Linked DNA regions of Homo sapiens: all the other regions are linked to region 1. A link is a loop called in an ENCODE intact Hi-C map of the cell type or tissue named here. Cell type or tissue: PC-3. All regions are shown on one strand. Region 1 has its middle 19 kb from the start of MESD. Region 2 overlaps CEMIP (cell migration inducing hyaluronidase 1). Region 3 overlaps ARNT2 (aryl hydrocarbon receptor nuclear translocator 2). Region 4 overlaps CEMIP (cell migration inducing hyaluronidase 1). Region 5 overlaps CEMIP (cell migration inducing hyaluronidase 1). Region 6 overlaps ARNT2 (aryl hydrocarbon receptor nuclear translocator 2). Region 7 overlaps ARNT2 (aryl hydrocarbon receptor nuclear translocator 2).

The links. A loop is a pair of places that touch in the nucleus more often than their neighbours do. Peaks named below come from ENCODE experiments on the same cell type or tissue, not always from the same donor. Only the 100,000 strongest peaks of a DNase experiment are listed, where the experiment ranks them.
Region 2: it touches region 1 in a loop (9-fold over the local background); 5 of 110 quality-filtered maps call a loop at or near these places.
Region 3: a loop joins it to region 1, with 8 times the contacts of the local background. A loop is called at or near these places in 78 of 110 quality-filtered maps.
Region 4: a loop joins it to region 1, with 4 times the contacts of the local background. A loop is called at or near these places in 23 of 110 quality-filtered maps.
Region 5: a loop joins it to region 1, with 2.0 times the contacts of the local background. A loop is called at or near these places in 4 of 110 quality-filtered maps.
Region 6: a loop joins it to region 1, with 15 times the contacts of the local background. A loop is called at or near these places in 93 of 110 quality-filtered maps.
Region 7: it touches region 1 in a loop (4-fold over the local background); 4 of 110 quality-filtered maps call a loop at or near these places.

Annotation. Positions count from the first base shown.
Region 1 is chr15:80,968,722-80,972,721 of GRCh38, forward strand. It overlaps a transcript of MESD not described here. Among named protein-coding and RNA genes, the nearest start is that of MESD, 19 kb to the right of the region's middle. In PC-3, CTCF peaks have their summits at 1,519 (motif pointing left) and 1,719; DNase peaks (open chromatin) are centred at 1,510 and 2,130; H3K4me3 peaks cover 483 bases; H3K27ac peaks cover 864 bases.
Region 2 is chr15:80,854,906-80,858,905 of GRCh38, forward strand. The region is part of intron 1 of CEMIP (cell migration inducing hyaluronidase 1); the gene reads left to right. Among named protein-coding and RNA genes, the nearest start is that of MIR549A, 15 kb to the left of the region's middle. In PC-3, a CTCF peak has its summit at 1,683 (motif pointing left); a DNase peak (open chromatin) is centred at 2,306; H3K27ac peaks cover 1,715 bases.
Region 3 is chr15:80,566,054-80,570,053 of GRCh38, forward strand. The region is part of intron 12 of ARNT2 (aryl hydrocarbon receptor nuclear translocator 2); the gene reads left to right. Among named protein-coding and RNA genes, the nearest start is that of ARNT2-AS3, 5.1 kb to the left of the region's middle. In PC-3, a CTCF peak has its summit at 1,811 (motif pointing right); a DNase peak (open chromatin) is centred at 1,828; H3K27ac peaks cover 451 bases.
Region 4 is chr15:80,795,862-80,799,861 of GRCh38, forward strand. All of the region lies in intron 1 of CEMIP (cell migration inducing hyaluronidase 1), which reads left to right. Among named protein-coding and RNA genes, the nearest start is that of CEMIP, 18 kb to the left of the region's middle. In PC-3, no CTCF peak of the experiment used is centred here; no DNase peak of the experiment used is centred here.
Region 5 is chr15:80,912,850-80,916,849 of GRCh38, forward strand. The region is part of intron 14 of CEMIP (cell migration inducing hyaluronidase 1); the gene reads left to right. Among named protein-coding and RNA genes, the nearest start is that of MIR549A, 73 kb to the left of the region's middle. In PC-3, no CTCF peak of the experiment used is centred here; no DNase peak of the experiment used is centred here; H3K27ac peaks cover 1,055 bases.
Region 6 is chr15:80,453,702-80,457,701 of GRCh38, forward strand. All of the region lies in intron 2 of ARNT2 (aryl hydrocarbon receptor nuclear translocator 2), which reads left to right. Among named protein-coding and RNA genes, the nearest start is that of ARNT2, 51 kb to the left of the region's middle. In PC-3, a CTCF peak has its summit at 2,288 (motif pointing right); DNase peaks (open chromatin) are centred at 1,560 and 2,240; H3K4me3 peaks cover 626 bases.
Region 7 is chr15:80,586,993-80,590,992 of GRCh38, forward strand. The region is part of intron 17 of ARNT2 (aryl hydrocarbon receptor nuclear translocator 2); the gene reads left to right. Among named protein-coding and RNA genes, the nearest start is that of ARNT2-AS1, 4.4 kb to the left of the region's middle. In PC-3, no CTCF peak of the experiment used is centred here; a DNase peak (open chromatin) is centred at 2,009; H3K27ac peaks cover 3,186 bases.

The DNA.
Region 1 (4,000 bases):
TCTGAAATGGGAACTTTTATTAGCACCTACAGGCTTAGATGAGTGAGGTCCTTAAATAACTTGTCCAACATGATACAGCTAATAAAATGCAGAGCTGGGAAGTCCAACACCAGAACTGTGCTTCAAAGGGCCACATAGTAAATGTTAACTAATACCAACCTTGTGGGGTTGTGAAGGGTAAATGAGGTCGGGCACAGTGGTTCACACCTGTAATCCCAACACTTTGGGAGGTCAAGGTGGGAGGATTGCTTGAACCCAGGAGTTCAAGACCAGCCAGGGCAACATAGGGAGACCCTGTCTCTACAAAAAATATTAAAAAATTAGCTGGGTGTGATGGTGCACACCTGTGGTCCCAGCTACCCAGGAGATTGAGGTGGGAGGACCACTTGAGCCTGGAGGTCGAGGCTGCAGTGAGCTGCCATCGTGCCAGTGCACTCCAGCGTGAGCAACAGAGTGAGACCCTAACTGAAAATAAAATGAGAGTAAATGAAATAAAGTATGTAAAGACCTGCACACAGTGGGTAGCATGTCACAGTTAGGTAAGGATGTCCAGAGCTTGCACACAGTAGGCACACTCCATGCTGAAAGACATTGTGTGTCTTTTAATATTCAACCTGTAAATACCAAGAAGGCAGGGACCTTGCCTGCCTTGCTATCTTTATCTCCACTGCCTGCACACTTCCCGAAACTTATTGGTGTTCAGCACTTACATGGGGAGTGCTTGTATCAACACTTGGCACATGGGTCTGAGAAGAGGTCCAGAGAAGGGGAGCAGCCCCTCTCCCAAGCAGATTACAGTGGCTGGTGTCAGTTTTGGAGTCTGCCTGCCTGAGTTTAAATCCTGGGTTTGAGGCTGGGCATGGTGGCTCACGCCTGTAACCCTAGCGCTTTGGGAGGTCGAGGCAGGCGGATCAGTTGAGGTCAGGAGCTCGAGACCACCCTGGCCAATATAGTGAAACCCCGTCTCCACTAAAAACACAAAAATTAGCCAGGTGTGGTGGCGGGTGCCTGTAATCCCAGCTACTCAGGAGTCTGAGGCAGGAGAATCACTTGAATCCGGGAGGCGGAAGTTGCAGTGAGCCGAGATGGCGCCACTGCACTCCAGTCTGGGCGACAGAGCAAGGCTCTGTCTTAAAAAACAACAACAAAAAATCCTGGCTTTGTCACTGCCTTGCAGCGTGACCTTGGGGAAAATACTGAATGGCTATGTGCCTCAGTTTCCTTGTGTGCAAAATGGGGATGACAGTATTTACTGCATAGGGCTGCTTGCTATGAGGATGAAGTAAATTAATATTACTAGAACAGTACACATGGATAAGATAATCCCTTGGATTTCCAAGAGAATTCAGAGAGAGAGGTGTATGCAGATTTTCACAGATATTTTGCAAGCACAGACTGAGCAGTCTGTTAATTAAAATAATAGCTGAAGAATTCTCACCGAAGGATCAGTGGCAAATTAGAGACACATGGTGGGGAAGCCGTGAGGCACAGCTGGTCTCTGCTGCCCCCTAGTGGGTACATCCTTTAATTTTTAAATTGACTTTCCTTTAGGAGATGATAACCACTGCAGACAGCTTCCGAAAAAGGTTCTAGTCAAATCACTTTCCCAAGCTGTGCTTTGGTTATATGGTGGAGAGAATGAACAATTCTACTTCACTTAATAGGGGTCTTACGAAGTAGTAAAGGCACTCGCTGGCCTCGTGATCACTGGCAAATCCCCTTCCCTCTGGGCTCACTCACCTGTAAACTATCTACTCCTCCACTGCAGGGCAGGTGTGAGGCTCACATGCAGTGCATAATGGGAAGTGTTGTACTTTCTGACATCAAAAACGTGTTCTTCATCATAATTATCGTTGTCTTCCTCTCTGCTTCCCGGCCCCAAATGAACTCCGTAGCTAACTCAGCCACTCCTATTCTTCGGAACTTTCCCGCTCAGACCTAGTCAAACAAAATCAGTGTCTGATGGTAGTTACGGCAGTAAGAACAGATTTAAATCAGAAAGTACTGCAATAAGGGGAAAGAGACCTCAGTACAGAAGTGGGCTCAATTCTGAATACAGCATGCACAAACAGGTTTTTACCCCAGCCAAGGAGCAGGATGGGGGCAGTAGATGGAAAATGACTAAGAGGAAATGTCAGGGGTAGCACGGATTCTGGTTAAACAGACCTAACAGGATTATGCTGAAGGTAGGCCTGGGTGATCAGATATCACCTGGGGGCGGGGTGGAGGATGGAGAATTTGATCAGATATTGAGTGATTAGATATCAAGGGTAAGAAGTTCTCAATAAATTGATTAACAGGATTCTTGCTAAAATGGGCAACTCAAGCCCCACAAGAGCAGACACTGAAAGTCAATGCTTCAAGGGCTTCAAGGAGCCTCACTGGAGGCTGGTCAAGAAGAGAATATTTGTCAACTGCTACCCCAGAGGATTCCTACTGCAAGTCTTTGTGGAAGAGCTTGATCTTTGCCTGCTGTAAATGGCTTTCAGCTCCAAGCCCTGGCCTCACCCTACCTGGTCAACGAGGTACCTGACAGCCTAGCATAGGAAAACAATGGCCATCAGATTGCACAGTCAAGGGTTAATTTCTATTTTCAGTCAAGAGCATTCACATGCAAAGCCCTAGAAATGACAAAGACCCCTCCTTAGAAACTTTAGTTGGGCTCCTCTGAGCCATCTTCTCAGCTAGGCCTTGACCTTGGACTGCTGAGCCCAGCGTTAGCAACAATCCTAAGTCAGTTAATAAGAATCCCCCTGCCCCTGATATCTAATCAAGTTCCTCTTAGTAATTCTCCACCCACTGATCCCCTCACTCTGCTCCTCTGCTGTAAATCCCCAATTGTCTTCACTGTATTCAGAGTTGAGTTCAACTTCTTCCCTTATTCCAATAGGAGCAATAAAGTCTTAAAACAATTTTTTTTTTCCAGCCAGGGTCTCACTCTGTCCCCCAGGCTGGAGTACAGTGACACAATCACAGCTCACTGCAGCCTCTATCTCTCAGGTTCAAGAGATCCTCCCGCCTCAACCTCCTGAGTAGCTGGGACTAAACAATAATCAGGGACACAGGAAAAAGTAGGACCTGAGACAAGTAGGACCACGCCTGTAGTCCCAGCTACTTGGGAGGGAGGCTGAGGTGGGAGGATTGATTAAGCCCGGGAGGTGAAGGTTGCAGTGAGCCAAGACTGCACCATTGCACTCCAGCCTGGGCAACAGAGTGAGATTCTGTCTCAAAAAAAAAAAAAAAGAAATCGACACCAAAGGACTAATCTTAAGGAAGGAAAACTGCTCATTTCAACGTTATTGATAATTGTGGATAACTAAAAAAACTCAAATATAGAAAAAAATAGAGAGCACAGATACAGGCCCGGTGCTGGGGACTTTACACATGTGCTTCGTCTCACTCCCTCACATAGATGGATAAGTAGAGATCAGGAAAAGTTAGAGAGGATCAGACCTGCAGAAACCTCTTCAAAGTAGCCCTAGGGAAAAGTTTCTCATAGGAATACAGAGCTCTCAGAATTCAAGGAAAACTTGAATATCAAAACTCAGGAGGTCGAACACTTAGGGCAAGTGTAGAAACTTAACTAACACACACATTCTTGCAATTCACTGTGGCTGCTGCACTATTAATGCCTCAGCTATCAAATCATCCAGTCTCTGGCTGAGAGAGGATCTGATTTGTCAACCTGGTTGATGGTGACCTGGGTCAGATGCCCACCTCTGGTCCAAAAGACCATGACCATCCAGGGAGGGTGGGAGAGCAGGGCAGGGCTGTGCATGTAAACACAGCAGCCAGAGCTGTGGGTAGAAGTACATGCTCCTAGAAAGGGACATGGATCGTGAGGCAGAGATTGGACTCAGGCACGTGTAAGTAACAAAACCATGCCTGGTCCAGCCCTACTGTCTTCACTACATGAATCTGTTAAGTAGAATTATGGCACAGCAAGAGGACGGGAATATTACACAGCCACTAAAACGCTGAACGCAGAGACCAGGCAGCA
Region 2 (4,000 bases), 110 kb before region 1:
CAAACTATGTCTATGGTGGCTCATGCCTGAATCCCAGCCCTTTGGGAGGCCGAGGCAGGAGGATCACTTCAGTCCAGGAGTTCAAGACCAGCCTGGGCAACAGGACATAGTGAGAATAAACAAATTAAAAAATTAGCTCGGCATGGTGGTGTGTGCCTGTAGTCCTAGCCACTCAGGTGGCTGAGATGGAAGGATCGCTTGAGTACAGGGGTTTGAGGCTGCAGTGAGATGTGATCATGCCACTGCACTGAAGCTCTTTGAGACAGAGTGAGACACCATCTCAAAAAATAAATAAATAAAAATAAAAGTCAAAGCTCCTCCTCACCAACATATAGTAACATTTATGGAACACATGCTTACCTCACTCTTCCTCAAAACTGCTGTTTGAGGAAGGTCCTGTTGTCACCAGCATCTTTCAGATGAAGAAGCTGCAGAACAGGGAGGTACCAGAACTTGCACACAGCAGATGAGTGGTGGAACTGGGAACTGAGCCGAGGACACCTGCCTCCAAAGCATCTTGTTGGGTTGGAGAAGGACAGTGGCAAACACAGCTCGTTCTCACTGCATTTTGGTAGCAAAGTTGTGCCTTCTTTTTTTTTTTCTTTTTCTTTTTTTTCTTTTTTGAGATGGAATCTCACTGTTCCCAGGCTGGAGTGCAGTGGCACGATCTCGGCTTACTGCAACTTCTGCCTCCTGGGTTCAAGCTCCTGCCTCCTGGGTTCAGCTCCTGTCTCGGCCTCCCAAGTAGCTGGGACCATAGGCATATGCCACCACACTTGGCTAATTTTTGCGTTTTTAGTAGAGACGGGGTTTTGCCATGTTGGCCAGGCTAGTCTCGAACTCCTGTCCTCAAGAGATCTGCCTGCCTCAGCCTCTGAAAGTGCTGGGATTACAGGTGTGAGCCACCGCACCCAGCCCGTGCCTTCTTTTTGCTCCCAAATCCCATTTTATTGGAGTTCCCTGAAGCAGTCATAGTAAGGCAGTTGTGTAGTAGAGCATATTAATGCAATTGGATATTTCTTTGCCATTCTAGGAAATTATCTACTGATACACACAGCAACGTAGGTGAATCCCAAAAACATGCTGAGTGAAAGAAACCTTGTACAAAGGTCTACATACTGGATCATTCCATTTACATGAAGTCCTAGCAGAGGCAAAGTGAATCTATGGAATGTTTCTGGTATTTCTCACTTAGAAGAGTGGTTGCCTCTTGTTGGAATTGACTGGGAAGGGGATGAGGGAACTTTCTGGGGTGATGATAATGTTCTGGACATTCCTGGGGATCTGGGTTTCAGAGACATATGCATTTGTCAAAACTCAACAAGTGTGCATTTTAGGTTTGTGTGTTTTATTTACATGTAAAATTTCCCTCAAAAGATGAAAAAAAGAATATGGAACTCTAGTTAATAATATGCAGGCTGAAGTGTTTAAGGGGAAATGTGGACGGTGGTGTCTTCACTTTACTGTGAAATGCATCCAAAGACTGAGATTGATTTCTGGATGGATAGATGGATGTGCAATAACACAGCAAAATGTTACTGGTAGCATCTAGGTTGCACTGTATTAGTGTTCACTGTGAGATTCTTTCAACTTGGCTGTGTGTTTGAAAATTTTCATAGCAAAATGTTGGGTTGGAGGGGAAAGCGATTATGTGGAATCCTGGGGTCCCCTAGTGGTGAGTTAGGGGTCCCGGAGCTCAGGATTGCAAGCTGAGATTATGCAGTCAGGAACTGTCATCCTTACATATCTCTGTCACAGCTCCCTGGCCCTGGGTAAGCACTAAAATATGCATTTTCCTGGGTCTCACTTTAGAGAGAGAATACTGAGGCCCAGGGAAGGTCTGCCAAGGTCTCCCAGGACTAGAACCTAGGACTCCCTGTTTCTGGCCTCTCCTCCCAGCTAGCTTTATCAGAACCCATTTTCTTCCACAGAACAGGGCCTTTTGTTCTATAGCCCAGGGCTGTAAATTTCACCTGCGTGCAGGGATCCAGGTAACTGATCCCATCACAATGAGCCGGTGGCACCCAGGGCAGTAAAACAGGCCTATGCGTTAGAACCCCACCTGCCAGTGGCTTCCTGTAGGTGTATTTGAAGTAGTAGGAAACCAGAGTGGTTTCTACAAATAAATAACCCAGGAAAAGACAAGCCTCTCAGATCAAAGAAGGACTCTGGCCCAAACTTGAACTAAAATCAAGCGTGCTCTTTCGACTCCACTCTGGCTGGGCAGAGGGAGGAGTAGAGAAAGTCTATCTGCTGTGCAAACATTCCCTGTCTCTGCCCTTCCTGGGTTTGTGTGAGCCTGAGAACAGGAGCCCGGGAGGAAGGCTGCACTCTCTGAACTGCTGCCAGGCCCTGCCTCATGACATTCCAGCCTGGCTTCCAGGCACAGCAGGTGCCAACAAATTGGCCTCTTGTGTGTCCGAGCCTAAGGGGCTCATTCATGGGCTGCACGCCTGTCTCAGGGCTCTCATGTAAGCCCTCTAGGGCCCCCAGCTCTTTGAGGAAATTTCATGGCATCCTCTGTGTTTCTTGGCCCTACTGGTTAATATTAATGCTTCCCAGGGGAAAGGAAGGAGAATGGAAAGAGATGCACAGAAGCCAGCAGTTCTGACTCCTTTCACGGTGGGGAAGGATGAGGGCAGAAGGTGTCTTAGAGCAGAGGAAGGACCCTTAGAAGTTGAAGTTTGCAAACTTCACCGTGCACATTAGTCACTGAGGATTGCCAGTCAGTGGCCTGGGGCAAGACCTCTGGTTTCTAACAGGCTCTTGGGTGATGCTGATGTTGCTGGTCCCTTGACCACACTCTGAGTAGCATCACCAACGGCCAAATCCCTCCCGTCATGAAGTTAATGGACAATAAGCAAACCCATTAGTGAATATATGATTATAAACTGTGTGAAGAAAATAACCAGGATGCTACAAAGGGTATTGAGGCAGGGACCTTCAGATGGGAAGAAGATGGTAGGAAAAGCATCTGTAAGAACAGGACTTTAGACTGGGACCTGAGGGTGAGTGGAGTAGGGAAAGCATTCCCGGCAGTAGGAGCAGCATGTGAAAAGTCCCTGGGGCAGAATCAAGCTTGGCATCTTCAAGGAAATGACAGAGAGGCCCATGTTGCATGGGTGGAGACTGGCATGAGATGAGGCTGGAGAAGGGTCAGGCCACACAGGGCTGGATAAAGGGCTCTGACTTCATTCTTGGTGTGATGGGAAGCCCTTGGAGGATTTTAAGCAAAAATGTGCCACGATTCATGCTGGTGGGTCTGTGGAAGATGGATTGGGATAAGGTGGGGAGTAGGCTGGTGGGTGGTTCTTGCATAGTCCTTCATGAAATAGTCGTCAACCTTAGTGGTAGTAAAGATTTTCATTCTTTCCAATGTGGGTCACATTTTCTAGGAAACTGCATGTTTTGGGGACATGATACAATTGAGGAAAATAAGTATTCTTTTCCGATAAAGTAATGTAAGGCCTCATTAATTAAATAAACGCTTTATGAGAGCAAAAAGACTTGGAAAGAATTAACCTTTGGCTGGGCTTGGTGGCTCACGCCTGTAATCCCAGCACTTTGGGAGGCCAAGGCGGATGGATCACCTGAGGTCAGGAGTTCAAGAGCAGCCTGACCAACATGGAGAAACCTGGTCTCTACTAAAAAAAAAAAAAAAAATACAAAATTAGCTGGGTGTGGTGGCACATGCCTGTAATACCAGCTACTCAGGAGGCTGAGGCAGGAGAATCCCTTGAACCTGGGAGGCAGAGGTTTCAGTGAGCCAAGGTTGCGCCATTGCACTCCAGCCTGAGCAACAAGAGCGAAACTCCATCTCAAAAAAAAAAGAAAAAAAGAACTAATCTTCATCTTTCCTTCTCCTTTTGGCTTCTTATTAGTTAGGGTTGTTTCCATAGTGAATGTCAAAAACACAATTCAAACTGGCTTAAATGAAAAAGGAACTTTGTTGGCTCATGCAATTGAAAGTCCAGGGATAGTAGTAGCTTCAGGCATAATT
Region 3 (4,000 bases), 400 kb before region 1:
TGCATATGAAGCACTCTACTGTGATAGCAGGCAGAGTCGGCCCCGGTAAAAGTGGTCTGCAGTAACTATCACTGAGATTGTCAACAGCACCAGCAGCAGCAACCCTGCCACCCTTTGCAGCGACTTGGCAGTTTCTTGGGCCAGCTCTTGCCTGCAGCCCTAGATTATGTTTGGTCTTCTAAATGCCCTGCCTGCCTTCTTCCTCTAACTCTGGGCAGATCACCTTGCCTTCCAACAAACAGAGACACCAGGACCCTCCTGGTGATTCTCTTCCTGTTCATGAGTGTATCTATCTCAATGCCCTCCTCTCCTCCATTTCTGGCATCTAGCAGAGGCAAAGCCTCCTCCTTCCAGGGCCAAACTCTGCACCTTCTTCATCTCCCTGCACGTCCCTGGACTCCCGTGACCCTCCCTTCTTGTCTCATCCTCCTTGTTGGCTCCTTCTTGGGCTTTCACATAGGCACCTGACTTCCTGATCTCGGAGAATCCCTGTCTGGCCAACCCACCAAAGCTCCCCTCCCACCTGGCCCTGCCAGACGTGTCTGTGGGAACCTCCTTCTTCACCATTCATCTGTTGTTAGCACCTTACAGCCTGGCTTTGGCCCTGAAGGTATTGAAATTGTTGTCCCAGCAGCCTCGGATAACTCATATGAAATAACCTGTTCTCACTGGTCATTCTACCCAAACTCTGTCCAACCAGCTCCTCTTTGTTAATGTCACCCTTGGCTGACTTGATATTCTGATTCTTTTTTTACCTTTGCCTTCTAGTCAAGACGTTCTTGGTTGTAAGTAGAGCAGGAACAAATGTACTAAGTCATAGTTCCAGGTGTGCAAAAAGATAATACTATTTTACTATTTTCTATTCTGATTTTATCTAGTGAAACTCAGTTAGCTTGGCCAAATTAAGGATGTTTTATTGTCTCACTTCTCCCAACATGGGAAAAGGGTGGTTCTTCTTTACTCAGGAAGCAGAGAGGTACCACCTCTGTGCCAGGCTCATGTGTGGCCCGGCCTTGAAGAAAATAGGGAAGCTTGAGAAACGGGAGTAAAGGTAAGCAGGGCTCAGGATTCCATGGTGCTTCCTTTGTTCAACAGATGGGTTATGGAGGGTGCTGAGCATGGGCCTTTCAGGAGCTCTTGAGACAGGGTAACAGGATGTGCTCACTGACCTGAAGGAGCCAGGTGCAGGGCGGTGAGAGCCCCAAAGGGAGAGGAGGAGGAAAACACCATCCTGGATCTGCTTAGCATCTGTTCAAGACATAGCTTTAAATGCCAGCCTGGATCTGCTTAGCATCTGTTCAAGCCATAGCTTTGTCCCAGGCTCATACCTCCTGTCATGGCCCCTTGCTCCAGCCACTCCAGGCTAAGACTTGAGCTCCCATAACGTTCTTGAGCTCCAAGAACGTAAGAAGGGGCAGACGGGAGGGACAGGTAGAATGCAATGGGGGCAGAGAATAAATACTTCCCCGCAGGGCCTCGGAGAAAGCATCCCCAGGAGGTAGCACTGCAGTGGGGTTTGCAAGAAAAGTAAAGATCCCCCTGTGAAAACCAGCCCCCTGGCTGAGGTTTTGCTTTATTTTTCTGAAAGTCAGGCAGCACTGAGAAAACAGAAAAGCCATCTTGTACAGGGGGTGGCCTACGTAGTTCCTCCAGACAACTGCTTTTGCAGCTTGTGAGGTTACACGGATCAGGATGCCCCCTCAGGGCACAGTTACACCAGAAGCCTCAATCTGTGTCTCTGAACTGAAAGGTCCTACACTGGTGAAGTTGGTTGGAAAAGTCTACTGTGGACGGTAGAGGGCAGTGACAATCAGGGATGTGAACTGGCCAGCTCTTTTTTGAATTTGTGAGGCGAAACTTTGCCAGCAGTAGGCAGACTTGTTATGGAAAGATCCTTAAATGCTCTGTGCTGAGGGGAGGGGATGGCGAGGGTGGAGTGTGGGCAATTTGCAAGCTCGGTTGCTTTCAGTCAAAAGCATCCAAAAGAAACTTCCTGGAGAAACTGAGTGTTTAATGTTGAACATTTGTGTAAAGCCACTACAAAGAAGACCTCTTTATCATCCTTGCTTTTTTTCCTGTTCCATCAAATATGGAATGAGGTCCAGAAAAACACAGACTGATTTAACGTGCTGGTCACACAGCACAACTTTGAAACGTGCCTTGGCACTGGGGGGCCAAGACTCATTTGGGGCTGTTTGTTAGCTTGAGTCATTTCAGCGTTTTTACATGGGCACGACCTAGCTGCTGTGCTTTCTTCATTTCTGACATCTTTTTAGGGGAGTGATCTGAAGTTATCTCTTTGTGTCTGTTCAGGCCAAGTCCTATTTCCTGTCACAGCATTGTTCCAACGTTGTCATAACCACACCTGTTGGTCGTGCTCGTGTATGTGTGTGTGTGTGCATGTGTTTTTAAAACCCCAGAATGCCCAGAATCATGACGGAGTCTCTCTCGAGCTGACTCACCATCACGTCTCCTTCGTCATGCTTAGCAGTGGCCACCTGGTTGGTCCTAGGCAGGCAGTGGAGCATAGGGGTGGGTACAAATGAAGTCAAAGGAAGGCTGCTTTCCTGGTCTCTGCAGAGCGTAGAGGCAGTAAGGGGCTGAAACAGCCAGTCACCAAGCCCCAGATCTGGGAGCTATCCTGGATCCCTCCCTCTCATTCACCTCAACAGGCAACCTGGCACAGAACCAGAGCCCCACAGGTTCTACCTGCGATTCTCTCTAGCGCATCTCCTCCTCTGCCTCTTTGGCCTTGCCTCAGTTGAGGCCTTTGCCGTCTCACAAGTGATCATCGGTCTTCCTGACCATCTCCCCTGCCTTCCATCAGGCCCCTGCTGAGCCAGTCCACGTGGCCCAGGAAGTGAGCTCTAACACACACACACGCGCACACACACGCGCGTGCACACACATGCTTGACTGGACCGTGCTGCTCCCTGCCCTGATCGAATCAATTCCAAACCCTGTAACAAGTATTTCGAGTCCTTCACAATAGGCATGCAGATGGTGCTCAGTCAGGGTGGATATTATTAGCCTCCATCCCCAGACGCCTCCCAGTGTGCTTCCAGTTACTCCCAGGGACATGATTCCAGCTACCTCAGAATGCCCGCTTCATGGCTTCTTGCTCACTTACTCAGGCTGAGTAAAAACCCCTGTCCAGGGAGCATCAGGGAAAATTGACAGCATCTGCCCGGACTCCTGCACCTCGCCGGCAGGAAGCCGCACTTGATGCATTCACTTTCTACTCCTCAGCCGTTGTAGCCCAGCTAATGGAGGGCAGCACTGGCTGTGGTAGGAACCCACTTCCCTCGCATGTGCTGTCAGTCAGTTTTCTCCTGAGCAGCCCTGCTTTCTCCTTCTCTGGAATTTGCAAGCACACCGAGGTTTATTTTTATACCATTGCCGTGAAATGTCTGAGAAAACTCCCCAGGGCTCTTCTCAGGATGGGGCAGCCTGCAGGTCAGCACTTTCTCTTCCACACATGCTCAGCTATGGAAGCAGAAACCCAAAGGTTGTGGGATGGAGATGCTGATGTTCCGACCACAGAGCCAGAGCAGTTAGGGTCCTGGGGATTTGCCAGCCATACCTGCGACCTAATTTTTCTGCTTCCCAGTGAAAGGAGCTTTTTCTGGTCTAGGAGCCCAAAGAGGAACAGAACTGAAAGCAAACCCCCGGCCTAATACCAAGAACCCTTATCACAGCCTTTATCCACATTAGAAACATGGGCCTTCCCCAAACACAGACCTGCACCAAGGTGTGTGAGTGGAGAGGGCCAGGTTTGTGCCCCACTTCGCCCCTTGGCCAGGCATCCGGGGCACAGCTACACAACTGCGCACAGTGGTCCCTGTCCTGTCTCTGAGATTCTGGGCCTGGGCCAGAGAATGGTTCATGGATTGCTGCCATCATGGGGAGTTCACTGCTTCAACCCCACAAAAGTCCCAAGGAACAGATTTTTCTCTTTCCTGTGGCTCAAGATGCCCAAGGTACTAGAATGGGAGACATG
Region 4 (4,000 bases), 170 kb before region 1:
TGAGGCTGCATGGAGCCATGATTGTACCACTACACTCCAGCCTGGGTGACAGAGGATAAGAGAATTTTAAATGATATGGAGTTTTTTGTTATTATCTCTGAGGAAATGATACAAAATTACCTCTGATTCATGTTGCAATTTATTATTGCAGTAACACACAGCTTGTACCAGAAAATATTTTCATAAAGAGGTGGCTTTTCCCATAACTTTAAACTTTAAAAATAGCATTTAATAAGAGCTTACCAGGATTTTATTTTGATTTCTTTTTTGTTTATTTATTTAGCTGTTTTTGAGATGCGGGGGCGTCTCACTACGTTGCCTAGGCTGGTTTCAAATTCCTGGGCCCAAGCGATCCTCCTGTGTCGGCCTCCCGAGCAGTTGGGACTACATGTACATGCCACCGTGCCCAGCCTTAGCAAGTATTTTAAAGAGGGCTTTGAAGTAGCTTCTCTTTGTGGATTACACTCAGAACTATAGAGTGCTTAGCAAATGGATGGGGCTGCAGTGAAATCCACTGTCACTAATGTGTGCTCTCAGTGGGTCCATTTTTCATCCTGGAGAGCTCTGATGGAGAACTTGAAACCCAAGATGTATTCGAAAGGAGACTGCCAGGAAATGAATGAGCAGACTCAGGGTATTCTGGATGAAATGCTCTTATTACAAGACTGTTGGTGCATGTTCCATGTCCCACTTATGTGTGTGATAAGCCACCAATACATTTATCAGTCTGACCTGTTTACCGAAAAAGATATCAAGGCTTGAGAGCTCTGAGTCACTGCCAGGTAGATCAATAAAACCATGAGATATTGCAGTTGCTTAGACCATTTATTCAGCAAACGTTTATTAATCAACCACTCTACACCAGACATGGAGAATGCAAAACCCAGTAACTTACGCTCCTACCTTTCAATCTGGGAGCGTGGGGTGGGTGACTGGGGTCAGGAGAACACATGAGATTAATGCATTTTATGTCCATATAAGGCAAAGAGTGGGCAGAAAAGTGGGACCTCATTATTCTTGGGGGAATTAATCTTTGACTTGAACCTTACAAAGTATAGTAAGAATTTGTCTGTTGATTAGAGAGGGCATTTTAGGCAAAGGGCAATCAGATAACCTGGTACATTAAAGGAGCTATGAGTGGCTCAGGGTGGCTGGGGTGTAAGGATGAAGCTGGATGTGGAGAGAGATGAGGCTCTGGCATGAAAGATGTCCAGAGAAGTCTTATTAGGTAAGGTTGGAAAGGTTCGTGTGACACTTCATGGCACCAGTTTGACGAACCTGGCCAGAACTGCCTACGGGAATTGTGCACAGCAACCTGTGATTGTCAGAAATTGAGAAGTGGAGGTGATTGCAGATCATTATAGATGATTATAAATAGAGTACAATGTGTATTTGAATATAATCTGGGATCATGATATCTTTGGTGTAGACACAACCTCCATCGCTATTCGATGCCACAGGGAGCACCTACAGTGTCCCGGTGCTTTGCCAGGCATGAGCAGTGCTGGCGTGTGGAGGGTAGGGAGAGTGCAGGGAGGACAGAGGCGTGCAGGGTCCAGCTGCTCCTGGGGTGCTCATGGTCTAAGGGGATAGAGAGATGTGTACACAAGAAAAGCAGCAGTCACACTGTTCACCAACATCCAGTCCCTCTTTTTTTCTGGGCACAAGGGAGGCTAATGCATTCCACACTTTCGATGTTAGTTGTGGTCAAGTGTCTTGTCTTAGTCAATGAAATATGAACAAAAGTTGTGTGTGTCATTTCTAGAAGAAACGTACAAAAACTAACACACGGTTCTTTAGCTCCTCTCCTCTGCTGCAGTGACTGGCAATGGCCTGGATGGAGGGGCCAGCTTGGGTACTTAGGTGCCCATAACAGCCCAGGGTCCTCCACACACCCACGGTGGACCTGGGAACTAGATGAGAAAGAAGTCCTGCAGCTTCGGGTTCTTTATTACCACAGCAGAGTATAACCCATCCTCACTAGGAAGCAATGCCAGGCCGCCTCCACTGTGTTTTAGGCCACTGTGTAGAAAGGAAATGCTCCTTCATTAATTAATTCATTACACAAACATTTGGGTCTGTGCTCTAAGCACTGTGTGAAACCAGCCTGGTTCTAAGACTTTTGGAGGAATGAGCAATAACTAGGAGTTGGAGTGGTCAAGGGAGGTATTTTATTACTTTTTAAAAAAGAATGTACATGGTGCATGTGTATATACATATTACACATTTTTCCATTATATAAGCCATATAACCGTGTATTTCCTTATCACTTGGAAAGTACAGAAATGAAAAAGAAAAACCCATAATCCTACTACTGAAGATAGACACTATAGGAATTTTGATGAATATTTTTCTAGTGTTATTACTGTATATTTTTTACATAACGTTGATAGAATTTTACCTTATACGTAACACATCTTAAAGTTTATTCATAAGCATTTTCAGTTTTCAAAGTCGTCTTTTTAATTGCTATAAAATAACATCAAATTTTTCTAAATTTTTACTATTAACATTTAAAATGACCGTTTTATATGTTTTTTCCCAAGTTTTGCTGATTTCCATAGAATGATTTCTAGAAGTATAAGTAAACAAGAAAATGGCCTCCAAAGATTTATTCAAATTAACAGTCTCACTAATTGTGTACAACAGTGTTATTTACACTGATATTTGATATTACTATAACTTAAAAAATCATTTTAACAGGTGAAAATTCATAGCTAATAGGTTTGTATTTCTTTGATAACTGGAGAGGTTGAAAGCCATCCTATGTATTTGTTTACTAGTTATTTTTAGTTTTTGGAATTATGTATTCATATCATATACCTATTGATGGGGTATTCATATTTTTCTTATCAGTAGGTCTGATCTCATTACATATTTGAAGTTTTCTCTCCCATTCTTCCCTTTCAGTTATTTTGAAAAATATGTAAAATATTTTCATGCAGTTCAATGTGTTGATCATTTACATATTGATTTATTTTTTAATGTACAATTCTAGAGTCTTCTAGAGGTTCCGTGGATTGATTTTTAAGTTCTTTGACCTGTCTCAAATTTACTTCAGTTCATAGTGCAAGAAGAAACTCTAACACACTTTTCCCTTCAATTTACTAACTTGCTATCCCAGGACAGCTTCATGGAACAGTCTTTCCTTTATCCGTTGATTTGTCCTGCCAGTAAAAGCTTATTTGATCCAGTTACCAGTGTGGAAGATGACAGGAATGAGATAAAGCTAGCACAGTGGGAATTCAGCCAGACATTTGATCTGACCATCTGGGCAAACTTCACAGATTCCATCTTAGCAGACCAGGCCTGGGTATGTCTCAGGTTTTGCAGAGATGTGGTCAGCTTAGGGATGTTCTGCACTAAGGATTTAGCCAAGTGAGGATTAGCCCAGAGTGGCACAATGGGCTGCCAGCCGCCTTGTGAGCACGAGATCTAGGCAGTCCCTGCGCAGCACTGGTTAGGAGAGGAAATAGATGGCTCTTCCCTAGGGCCTCGTCTGTGTTTCTCTCAATGAGTTGAGGCCTGAAAGAGGCCACACTGGGACTCCCACTTGTGGCCCAGGCTAGGGAAGGCCTGGTCTGGAGAGAAGTCACAATTTTGAGAGTCATATATAGTTTCTTCTGCAAAATGAGAGCTTATGAAAGGTTTATTCACAAATAGTGTATGGAATAGAACTACCCTGCACAATCCTGTTACTGAGCATCTGCCCAAAGGAAAAGAAATCAATATATTAGTATCAAAGACATACTTGCACTTATATTTTTATTACAGTATTATTGACAATAGCAAAGATATGGAATCAATCTAAGTGTCCATCAATGGATGAATGGATAAAGAAAATGTATATATATGCAATGGAATATTATTCAGCCACAAAAAATAATGAAATCCTGTCTTTTGCAGCAACATGGTAGTATAACCAGAGGTCTTCATCTTAAGTGAAATAAGCCCTGACTTGATCACAAATTTTGTAAAGAAATTTATTATTTTTTATTTT
Region 5 (4,000 bases), 56 kb before region 1:
TGGAAAGATGTTTTTAGCTGATGGGACAAAAAGAGGCCAAATACAGACAAAGACGAGATCCTGATTTGGAATGCAGAGGCCACTCAGTAGCATCACAGAAGCCTTTTTCCTAAACAGCATCCCTGATCTGAAGGAGGAAGAGATTCCAGACAAGCAGATACTGGCTCGGGAGAAAGAGGGATTTGTAGGTGTGCAGAGCTGAGAGTGCCTTAAAGCCTGGCTCTGGGCTGATCCTACAGTGTCCTGGTAGCCCCTAGCTCATGAGCTCCTCTCTCCCTGCTGCCTGTAGACAGGCTCTGATATCCTTTATCCTCAGAGGACAGCTTCCCTCATCCCTAATTCCCCCGTGGGCAGCCACCTTTGCTCTTTCCCTTTCTTCACCACCAACTCTTGGGAAGGGTGGTCTGAAATTCCTCCAACTCCTGCTTCTTACTCCTGTCCTGACACAAATGTGGCCTTCTCAACTTTTGCTCTCTCTGAGCCTTGGTGATGGTTCTCAACAATGTCATTCAAAATGTCACCACCAAGCTCAGCAAACCCACTGCTGTCTCTCCTGCTTCATTCAACTCCTAACTCTTTCTTGATATAACAGTTACTGTGGGCTTCAGTAGAACATTGAGGTAAAAGAGCATAGAGTCACAGAGACCTGTGTTTTCATCTGCCAGTATGGCCTTGGGGGACTGATGGAAATTTTGTGGGACTCAGTTCCTTCCTGTGTGAAGGGAGGATGATGACAGAACTGAGTTCAAAGGGTCTTTAGGAAGATTAAACCAGATAATGTATGTGATATGGTCAGCAATGATATTAAATAGTATTGCTTATTAAATAGTATCACTGTGTGCCTCTGTATCTAACTGTGTTCTGTGTAAACATCGCTGGTTCTGTGAGATAGTAGCAAGTATCCAAACAAACAAAAAGACACTGGCCTCTGTAGTTAAATGACCTTGGCAAACACAGCATACATGCCTTCTTTCCCTGTTTTGGAAATTCACGATGCGTGCTAGCAGAGTAAAGGCTTGCAATAAAAATACATGCTTAGCTTTGGTTATCCTAGCGATGCCTAAACTCATTCGCATCTTACAGAGCTGGTGTTCCGTAACACAGTTTGTAACAGAGAAGCACTGGAAAATGCTTCTCACTACATTGATACTGTCAGTGGTGTCTTTCTTGAAATGCAATGGTTAGCACCAAAGCTGCAGGATGCAGGCAGATGTGGGGTGCAGTCTGCCTTCAAAGGAAGGCTCTACAGTATCTGTAGGCTGGATAGTGGGGGTGGGGGATGCAAAATGGGCCCCCACTTCATCTTAACATGTGTTTCTGAACTCTGAGGCAGGACATAGGGGGATTCACCTTCCTGTTTTTCCTGAAGGAAAGTAATGGAATGGTCCAGTACTTTTGTGGAAGGACAAAATGACTTCAATATGGGTTCTGCTTGTTTCCTCCTCCCTTCCCTCTTTAAGGCAGAGAATGGGAGAAGATACCATGCTCTTTCCTTCTTTTCCTCCTCGTGTATTGCTCAAAATGTGCTATCTTTGACATAAATGCTTCCAATAGCCACAAGATGCTTGAAACCAGGATGTCCCCAACAGGCTGCCACATGTGGCCCTGCAGGTTGTGCCCTGCACTGCTCCAGGGGTGCCATCTATATGGACTGCAGCCAGTCCCCAGGTGCCCCAGCCCCAGGGACACATCCTCCCTCTGGCATTCTATGAAAGATGGCTGAGCCCCCTGTGTCTTTGGCAGGAAATCCAGGGCCCTCTCTCCTGGACTCAAAGCTCTGGGATTTGTGGGAGAAGCTTCCGCTTTTCCTGGTTACCTCCCTCTTTCAGTTTCTTGAATTCACATTCTCAATTCTTGATTCATGTAGCTGCTCTCATCTTGGAACTGCTCAACAGGTTCACCTTTCCTGCTACTTAGACAGAGCTGATTTATCAAGACAGGGGAATTGCAATAAAGAGTTTAATTCATGCAGAGCTGGCTGTATGGGAGACCGGAGTTTTTTTTATTACTCAGATCAGTCTCCCCCAAAATTGGGGGATCAGGGTTTTTAAGGACAATTCGATGGTTAGGGGGTCGGAAAGGGGGAGTGCTGATTGGTGGGGTCGGATATGAAATCATAGGGAGTCAAAGCTGTCCTCTTGTGCTGAGTCAGTTCCTGGGTGGGGGCCACAAGACCAGATGAGCCAGTTTATCAATGTGGGAGGCACTAGCTGGTCCATTTAGTGCCAGATCTGAAAAATATCTCAAGCACTAATCTTAGGTTTTACAATAGTGATGTTTTCCCCAGGAGCAGTTGGGGAGGTTCAGAATCTTGTGGCCTCTAGCTACATGACTCCTAAACCATAATTTCTAATCTTGTGGCTAATTTGTTAGTCCTACAAAAGCAGTTTAGTCCCTGCGTAAGACGGGGGTTTGTTTCGGGAAGGGACGGTTATCGTTTTTGTTTCAAAGTTAAACTATAAACTAAGTTCCTCCCAAAGTCAGTCTGGCCTACGCCCAGGAATGACCAAGGATAGCTTGGAGGTTAGAAGCAAGATGGAGTTGGTTAGGTCAGATCTCTTTCACTGTCATAATTTTCTAACTCTTATAATTGTTGCAAAGGCATTTTCAATCTCTCCTTTCCATATGAGCCCAAATATGAAACCCAGACTCTTGTCCTTGATTTCCACAAAAGTTTCATTGGCCCAGGGCTTTTACTGGTAGATTGGGGTAAGAGATGGGAGGGAGAGGGGGTACATTACAGATCAGCACCGAAACCAACACTAAGAGATGGAGTAACAGGTCCCTCTATAGACCAAACGCTTCCCCCCAGGCTACTCCCTCCCCAACCTGGTTGTTGAGTTCTTGCCCCTCCTCCTCATTCTCCCATCCTCCTCCCCACCTCTCCTGGGCTGCCTTAGAAACTCATTCCTGTCCTTGTTAGGCAGAGTAATTTGGTTGTCCGGGTTTTTTTCTTCCACCCAGTTTTAATCTGCATATTCAAAAACTCATTAAGACACTCTGTAAAACAAATAACCCACCACCATACTCTATGGCAATCTTCTTTTCAGCAGTTCAAAAAGAAATTTTTTAAAAAGTAATGGCAGAAGATTGGAAATTCCAGTCTTCTTTATAACATGGCTGTATTTGTTGTCGAGTTTTTCATTAACATAAATCATATCATACCCACCCTAGAAGGCAGAAACAAGTAAAGTTCACTTCTATCTGCATTTGTTTGTTTTAAACAGCAGTTTCTTTTACTTGCTGTATACAGGTTGATGGTGGAAATCATTACATACAGATATGTCCTGATTTGCACAGAATGGTCCATTTTAGACGTGTTGTCCCAGCTTAACTACTAATCACACCTCCTTCACTTCAAACGTGTCCTGGTTCAGATCATAAACCAAATAAAATGGTCACACCCTCCCCCGCCACTGAAGCAGTCGCTACTGGCTCTTTCTAGCTCTTTGTCAGGCAGAGCCCAGGAGTTTTCTCCTACACAATCTTATGCCTGGACCACACGTAACAACAACTGAAGACTTAAAACAGTGTTCAGGAATTGCTTTCACGACTGCCGACCATCAGCAGGAAGGAAGATATCCAGAAGGACAAAGAGAAAAATACAATTTGTGCAAGAGAATGGGGGGAGAACTTACATATTACTTCTGGTTGGCATACATAGGGACTGAATGGCCACCCGTGAATCTATATGCATGTTTGTTTATGCAGCTACTATTTATGTATCTGCTATCTGTCTATCCATCTATCTATATCTATCTATCCATCTATCTACATCTATCATCTCAAGCTATGTCACAGTTTAAATATTTAACACTGGGTAATGTTCTAAGGAGGAACAATCCCAGAATTTTAGAGCTGGAAGAAAATTTAGACGTCATCCCATCACACAGGGACACTTAGGCAAGTCACACACAGCAAGTTTGTGGCTGAGTAACTTGTGTCTTCTACCCCCACCCGAGGGCTGTCCTCGGCCTTATCATGCTTCCCTCTTGATTCT
Region 6 (4,000 bases), 520 kb before region 1:
GCCCTCCCTACTGATGGCATGGTGTTCTTCCACCTCCCTTTTCCATCTGAGAATGTGGGACATGGTGGAGAGACTCAGAGAGAGAGGGGAAAGAAGAGAGAGGAGGAATGGGGGTGGTGGAAGGGGGTAGTGGCATTGGCAAGGACCTTCCCACACCCCCATTCCTTGCCTAGGTCTTCCCACTCTGACCTGATTATTCTGATGGAGGGAAGTATCCCAAATTTCCAGGATAACCCCCCTTCCCACCCTAGTGTTCCAAAGCCAATTAGAACCAATGTCTTGCAGTTGGGATCCTCCAGGCCTCCCGCCGGGCCTAGCACTGTGGATCTTCATGGTTTAACTTTCTTCCCATTTCCCTGACAGCCTTCATCAGTAAGTGTCTTAGCGAGCTGCCTGCTCTCCCAGCATTTGGGACTCAAGGTGGAGGTTCCAAAGTCCCAGATTCTTTCAAAAGTGATTCCACATGCGTGGGAGAAATGAGCTGAAGCAAGTCACCTGGAATGCATGTTTGTAGTAACCTCCCTGATCTCAGTGACAGGGTGGTGAGGGGTGGGGGGCTTCACTGGGGCAAATTCAGTTGGGGGAAGCAGCAGTGGCTAGTTAGGGTTTGTGCCCATCTCAAAGCCAGCTTTTGATGGGTTGGAGGGTGGAGGCTGAGGGCAGGGATGTGTCAGTCCCTTTCCACTTGGAGTCCGATGCTGGGCTTCTAAAATAGCATCACTGAGGAAAAACTATTTTCAAGTTACTTATAGCCAATGGACTATTTTCAAGTTACTTGTAGCCATCTCCCTCTAAGGTAACCCTGGGAGCTGCTGGAATGTGGTCAAATTGCAGGTATATTTATGTAAGCAGCTGTTTCTCTTGGTGAACTTTTATGTGCTAGCATTGCTGCAGTCTGGGCTGGCCAGTCCAGGCTCTGAAGGAGGAGCATTTTCCAGCAGCCCTTGACACTTCACTTGTTGCAGAAGCTTTGGGTTGGCCCAGGATCACTCCTTTACTGTCACTGTGGGACCAGCCCTTTTATCTCACTAGAGCATAAGTGACTTCTGTTTAGAGGCTCGTATTTGATGAAGCATTATTATGATTACAGTCACCGTCAGGGAGCTTCACTTCACTCACAACTAACTGCAAGTTCAGAAATGCTTATCATGGCTTTCTGTCGAGGCAGGCATTCAGGCTCATCGACGGAAAAGTACAGTAAAATGCATTTTCAGCCCCCTTTTTGAAGACTCTTCTATCATCCATTCACTGTGTTGAATTAAAGTGAGTACAATAGGACTTAAAAGTCATATTTTGATTTCTCTCCTTTATTATCCAGATGCTGCTGTGTAATAGAGACACATACAAGATATAAAACAAAGGATGATTTACTTAGACTTATAGAAAAGAAATAGGCACAGCTTATGGTAGTCCTATGTAAAGTAGAGAATCCAAGATGGTGATAGCAGTCCAAAGCAGCAGCATCTTGGCAGGTGTGGCTCTAAAAGATCCTTTGTGTCCTCCAGGGTTGCATTGTTTTCCATGTTGCTGATGAGCCAGTGAGACTGTTTTCGGGTGGATTGAGTCATCCTGAGTATTTAAACATTTGTGTCCTGATTTACCTCCTGGTTCGCCTCCGAATTCCTAGAGCTGATGGCTGTACACATGCACAGGTGTGAGGCACAGGATCTGGGTCCCTAATTTTCCCAGACAAATGCTGGTTCCCAAGTTCCCGGCGGACTTCAGAAGACTCTGGCTCTGGAGCAAGGCCATCTCTTTCTCATACCCTCTGCTTGATTGAGCCACAGCTGACCTGGCCAGCGTGGTATTATTTACCATGGGGCTCACTTCCTTATCTGTCTGGTCCCACAAAGGGCTGGGTAAAGAACAGAACTCTTTGCAAAAACAAAAGTGACCAACCATCCTGGTGTGTCCAGGACTTTTCCAGTTTTAGCACTGAAGTCCTAGATCCCAGGTATCTCCACTCCTATACTGAGAAAATCAGGATGGTTGGTCACCCTAAACACCCCGAAGATCATGAAGGCTGAGGACAGAGGGCTGGCTTATAAATTGCATTTTGCAGGAGTACTGACAATCACACTCATACCAACTTGAGCTAAAAGGAATTTTAAAGATAACTGTATGTCTCACACCCACTTGTGGTTTTGTTAAATGCTTGCATGAGTTCTTTGGAATGTTGAAACTGCTATTTCTTTTTCTTAACGCTGAAATGTTTTTGACAGCACGCACGGGGTGTTAAATAACCTTCATGTGGACGGCAAAATCGCTCTTCCCCATGGTGAACACTAGGTGGCAGCGTGGTTCTGCGGCTCTGCAGAACACCGGGTGAATTTGGTTACAGCATTTTTGGTGCTTACCTTCGCGATGTAATTTTCCGAGAAAGGTGGGGTGATGGCTTAGTAATTATGCAGAATATTGATAGCTTTGATTCGTTTAGAAAGTCTTGCATTCAGCTCCCACTTGTCCACAACATCGGCAACTCTAAAGCTGCTGCCCGGTGCCTGGTTTCCCAAACTACCTTGCAGAGGTGTGTGTCTGTCTCTCTTAGTGGTGTCTGTAAGGCCCTTTAACTGTACTTTTTTTTTTTCTTATCACTGTTCTACCCCATCTCCTCTTCTTTTTGTGCGTAGGTATTTCTGTTATCATTACTGTCATCTTTTCCAGTTATGTAACTCCTTTTGTTCTTATACTGTTAGTATAACCCTTGTGTCCGAGAACCAGAGATTCCAAATTAGCAGGGGATCCCGTCAGGTCATTCCAAACAAAATAAGGCCAAGATTAGGACTTTGGCTACGCAGTACATAAAACAAAACAAAAACAAAAGATACTAATTTTAAGAAGAAAATACTTCTTTGCCTTACCTAATTCCAGTCCCTAGGTCCCTCAGTTTGCACCTAAACCCCTAGAGACTAGGATTTGTCTTGTTGGGAGCTTCTTGGGTGTGCCCATGCAAGGATGGCTCGCCCTGTGTAATCTGCCATTTCCTGGTAACCTGGGTGTCCTGTGCCTTCTCCAAGTCACTCATTAGCCACTGAAGCCCTGCCCTTAGAGCCTGAGGGTATGGGTCACCCTTACTGGGAGGCCAGCAGCTCTAGAATCTGTAGCAGTGGTCATTTAATACACACTCCATTCTGATACTGAGCTGTTCAGGCAAGGAGTTTCTCAAGCCAGGCTGCCAGGCAGGCTGGCCTTCCTTCTCCTTGAATTCCATGGGAACTGTGCCTCATCCAGTCCACCAGGACTACAAAGAACAAGATGGGGAATGCAGGGACTCTGAGACATTCTCTCCAAGGAGCTCCACTCACGTGGATGTCCAGGAAAGCTCAGACATCTGTATCATTTTTCATTTTGTTTCCCCAAGGACTCTGGGTACACTTGACACCAATTAAGTACCCCCTCTGCCCTAACATGTTTAGGAATTGTGTGAATTACCATTACAGAGACATGATTTTTTGAGAAGAGTTTGAGGTATTAGTTCAACAAATATCTATCAAGTCTTTTTGTCTTATGTTTACACTGAGAGGCCCAGTAAAGGGTGAATCTGAATAACTACTTGGTGAGTTTCCACAAGCACAGCTGATTTGAGTAGCTTGAGCCCCAAACAGCCATTTTCCCCTCAACAGCCATGTTTGTGGTCCTGGATTTAATAGGGCAAAGTCTTAAATGTCCTTTTCACTTTGACTCATCAAGACCAGCCACATTTTTAAGCAGTACAACCGGTAGTATTTCTCTTTCCCTTGTGATCCCTTCACCCTGAAAACTTCTGTTTTCAAAATCCCGTGAGCCTTTTTAGGCTCTTAATATACCACAAGATAAACTAAGAAAAAAGTCTTAATGTGGAATAGGTGATGCAGAGGGGTGCAGGTATTCCCAAAGATGGTGAGAGAAAAGGAAGAGACACCTTTCCATCATAGCCAGAGCAATCCATTGTCTGCTAAGAGTTCTAAGAAGGGAATGGCATATAGAGTTCTGGAGGGGACTAGTTGATACTTAAATATTC
Region 7 (4,000 bases), 380 kb before region 1:
TCTTCCTCCCCAGCTCCTGCCCATAAAGCTCAGTCCCGGACATTTTTACCAGTGAATTATGGGGAATTATAGACCTCTCCATCCCTAATACTAGTTAGTGTTGAAAAGGTGAGGCCTTAGCCAGAAGGCTCAGGAAGACTGTGATCCTTGCTGTAAGGTGCGTTTTTCTTCTGCCTAGAAGGCATTTGTAAGACAATGAGCTGCCCTTTGGTGCACCTTGTTACTTTATCCAGCAGGGTTTCTCAGTGTCAGCACTATTGACATTTTAGGCTGGATAATTCTTTGTTGTGGGGGGGCTATCTCTTCCTTATAGGGGGTTCAGCAGCATCTCCCTGCCTCTACCTACTAGGATTTCTCTGTTTATGATAATGACAAGTGTTTCCAGACATTGTCAAATGTCCCCCTTGGTTTGGTGGGGGGGTGGGGTTGCGCAAAATCACCCGATTGGGAACCACTGAGCTAAACCCAACTACATAGGACTTCCAAGCAGGACTTCAAGTGAGCCTTAAGTCTTAGGGCAATTTCCAAATCAGCTGAACCTCACAAGAAAAAATGTTAATGAGAGGAGAATGATAGCATTGAGCTTCAAATTTTTAAAAAAGGAGGATGTCATCCCTGCCTCTGTGACCTAGGAAGCCACAAGCTCCTCAAGATTCTGACCCGTGGTCTGAAAGCCCACACAGCTGGCCCAGGTGTTATCAGCCCATAACACAGTCTATCTGGGCTGGGAGGTGGCCCATGCACAGAATTATCTAGGCACAGAGAAGGGGAAGGATGTACATGACAGAAAGAACACATGTGCAGTAGCACAGAGATGTAACTGCATGTGGCTCATGGGGGACATGCAAGTATTGTCATGTGACTAGGGCAAGAGGGGCTGGAATTAGACACGAAGTGGGAGATGAGGCTAAAAATAGGTCCAGATCGTGAAGGATCTTCATGCCAACATCCAGAACATGGATGTTACTACATAGACCGCGGTCAACCACTAAGCAGTCTGTAAGCAGTGGACTACTGTTGGAGGGAGATCACGCCAGTAGCTGTGTGGTTATGGGGGCAGTGGGTGTGGCCATGACTCACAGCACTGGTTGGGGCAGTGAGAATGGAGGAAAGCAGGTAGGAGTTGAGAGATGGTATTTAGGGGAGTGGGAACTCAGCCGACCCCAGCCTGTCAATACCACCAGAAGTGCAAGTTTATCATCCCTAGCTCTTCCCACTCACACCCCTCAGCACAGTCAGTAATCAATCAACAAGCCTAGGCACCTCCTTCTCCATCACATCTCAAATCCACCCACTGCTCTCCAGCTGGCTTTTGTTCTGTGTTTTGAGCCACTGTCGTCTCTTGCAAGGATTGCTACAGCAGCCTCCTCCCCTCTGGCTCCTTCCCTCTCCTCTTGTCTACCCCATTCCTTTCTCGGTTGGTCTCTTTCCCTCTCTTTTTGTCCACCCACCCATGGACCATACACATCTGTGTGCTTCCTGCTTCTGCTTAAAAACCTTCAGTGTTTCTCTGTTGTCCCCAAAATTGGTCATACTGACAGTGTGGAACCTGACCCCTGGCTTACCCTCCAGCCTTATCTCTTATGACTTGCCTGATCTCACTCTATTCCTCTTCCATCCTGAGCCACCTGTAGATGCCCGGATGAACCAAGCCCTTTTTCACCATCAGGCCTTTGAACAGACTGACCCTTTTCTCTAGAATTATTTTCAACCTTACCTCCAAGCCCTATACCGGATTAATTACTAATTCCCCTTCTGGTGTCATCTGAGATCTCTGAAAAACCTTTTCTACTTGTCATGGCTAGTTAGGTATCCCTCGTAAGCGTTTTTATTCTAGTTCCTCTGACTCTTAGAGCAGCTCTCACCTGTGCAGAATTGCCTGTTTGCTCCCTTTCCCAACCATGCTATATGCTTGTTGAGAGAGGAACGATCTTATTCTCCAGTGTGTGTACAGTACCAGCATGGAGCCCACGTCAGAGCAGGAGCTCAGGAAATATTTGCCAAGTGAATAAATGAATGAGTCAGTTGATGAGATTAGAAGAGGTTATTTCCTTCTTGTTTGTTGACGAGAAGGAAGGCCTGACTCAGACCCCTGCTTTCAACATATGTTAAGAGATAAGGTCACTTACAGTAAGGACCAGGAGGCACGTGAGAAAGAGTAGTGTAAGAAGTAGCAGAACCAAAATCAAGTTCAGTCCTAGAAGTCAACAAGATAGTTTCAAACAGAATGATCAAGAGTGTTGGATACTCAAGAGAGATTGAGAAGAATGGGCACTCTTCAAATGCCTATTGGATGGGGCCTGGCAGTAGAGTAATTGCACAGGGTTGAGAAGGGAGGGAAAGGAGAAGATGCTGTGGGGTGGGGGTGGCTGTAAATGTTGATGGCAAAGGGAAGGAGAGGTAGGTATGTACTTTAAGGAGGAAGGGCTGAGGGCATTGATTTGTGATGGGCAAGCCCCAAGGAAACCATCATTGCAGCAGCATCCTGGGTGAGCCTGTGTGGCAGTCATCTTCCTGAATGCATAAGGACATTCCCCCAGTCTACCATGCCCTTCCTTCAGCACAGGTGGCTATGTCCCTCCACCCTTCTGCCAAGCAACATGGACCCACTGAAGGCCCCATCTTGTGCTCAGCCTCTGCAGGCTTCCAGAATGGGACAGGTGCCTGTCAGGTGGGAATTTCCTCGTAGCTCCAGCTGGCGATGCTACTGTTTTAACTTTGCCACAGTTGTGGACCCAGCCTTCCCTCTGCTAAGCCAATTAATGAGGCCAGTCGACACGATTCTATGAAAGAGTTCCTCCTGGCCCTTGGGGTCTTGTGTGGGATCATTAGGAAAAGACATTTCACATAGGCAGATGAATTTTTTATAGCAGAATCCTATGTGCACAGTAGATTTAAATCTCTCTTATGCTAAGGAGGGGAATGTACCCTGCCTCAATTTTATAGAATTCCTTACCAACTATTGTCATCATGTAGAGTTTGAAAAGCACCAATGGTAAGGCATTAAAGGGACCTTATGCATTTTATTAAAGCCCTTTATGTCTCAGGCATTATATATGGGTGGATGGGTGGGAGAGAGAGCGAGGGAGAGAGAGAGATTCTTCTCCCTGAACACTTTCTAACCTGGCCTCACATTAACGCAGTGCCCAGGCTGGGGGTTGGGTGGGGCCTGAGGCTTCCCCGTGGCCAGCATGATCGTTGGAAAGAGTAGTATGGGACAAGATGGGGCTTCTCTTGCCACCCAGAGCTTGACAGAGAGCCCATTATCTCCAAAATGGTACTGAATGATTTGAAACAAGAAAAAAAGCTTCTAAGATTTTTGATGTTCCTTAAAGGTATCTTCTCTGAAGGTATTTTTTTAAGCCTCCTCTTTGGTTGAATCTCAAAAACGTTTTTAGACAAAATTCCACTTACTGGATCCTCTTTGGTTGAATCTCAAAAATGTTTTTCGACAAAAAACCACTTACTGGATAGGCACAGTGGCTCACTCATCCCAGCACTTTGGGAGGCCAGAGCAGGGGGACTGCATGAGGCCAGGAGTTTGAGACCAACCTGGGCAACAGAGCCAGACCCCATCTCTAAAAAAAAAATGTTTTTTAATTAGTCAGGCAATGTGGCATGAGCCTGTAGTCCCAGCTATGAGGGAGGCTGAGGCTGGAGGATTGGTTGAGCCCAGGATTTCAAGGCTGAAGTGAGCCATGATTGCACCACTGCATTCCAGCCAGGGCAGTGGAATAAGACTCTTTCTCGTATGTAAAAAACCAATTCCACTTATGTTTCCTATTTTTTGTTTTCTTCCATTGGCTGTTTTTTTGTATAAACTGTAGACAGAAGCAAAGTGGCTCTCATTTATAAATGAATTTGCTGATTCCCACAGAGGAACCTTATCTTGTCTGACCAGTGCCCAAATTTCTTCCCCTGCAAACAAACTGACGCAAAGAAAACACTCTGCCAAAGAGCCAGGCAGGAAAAGACTGTGGTGCTTGGCCCTGTAGGGGGA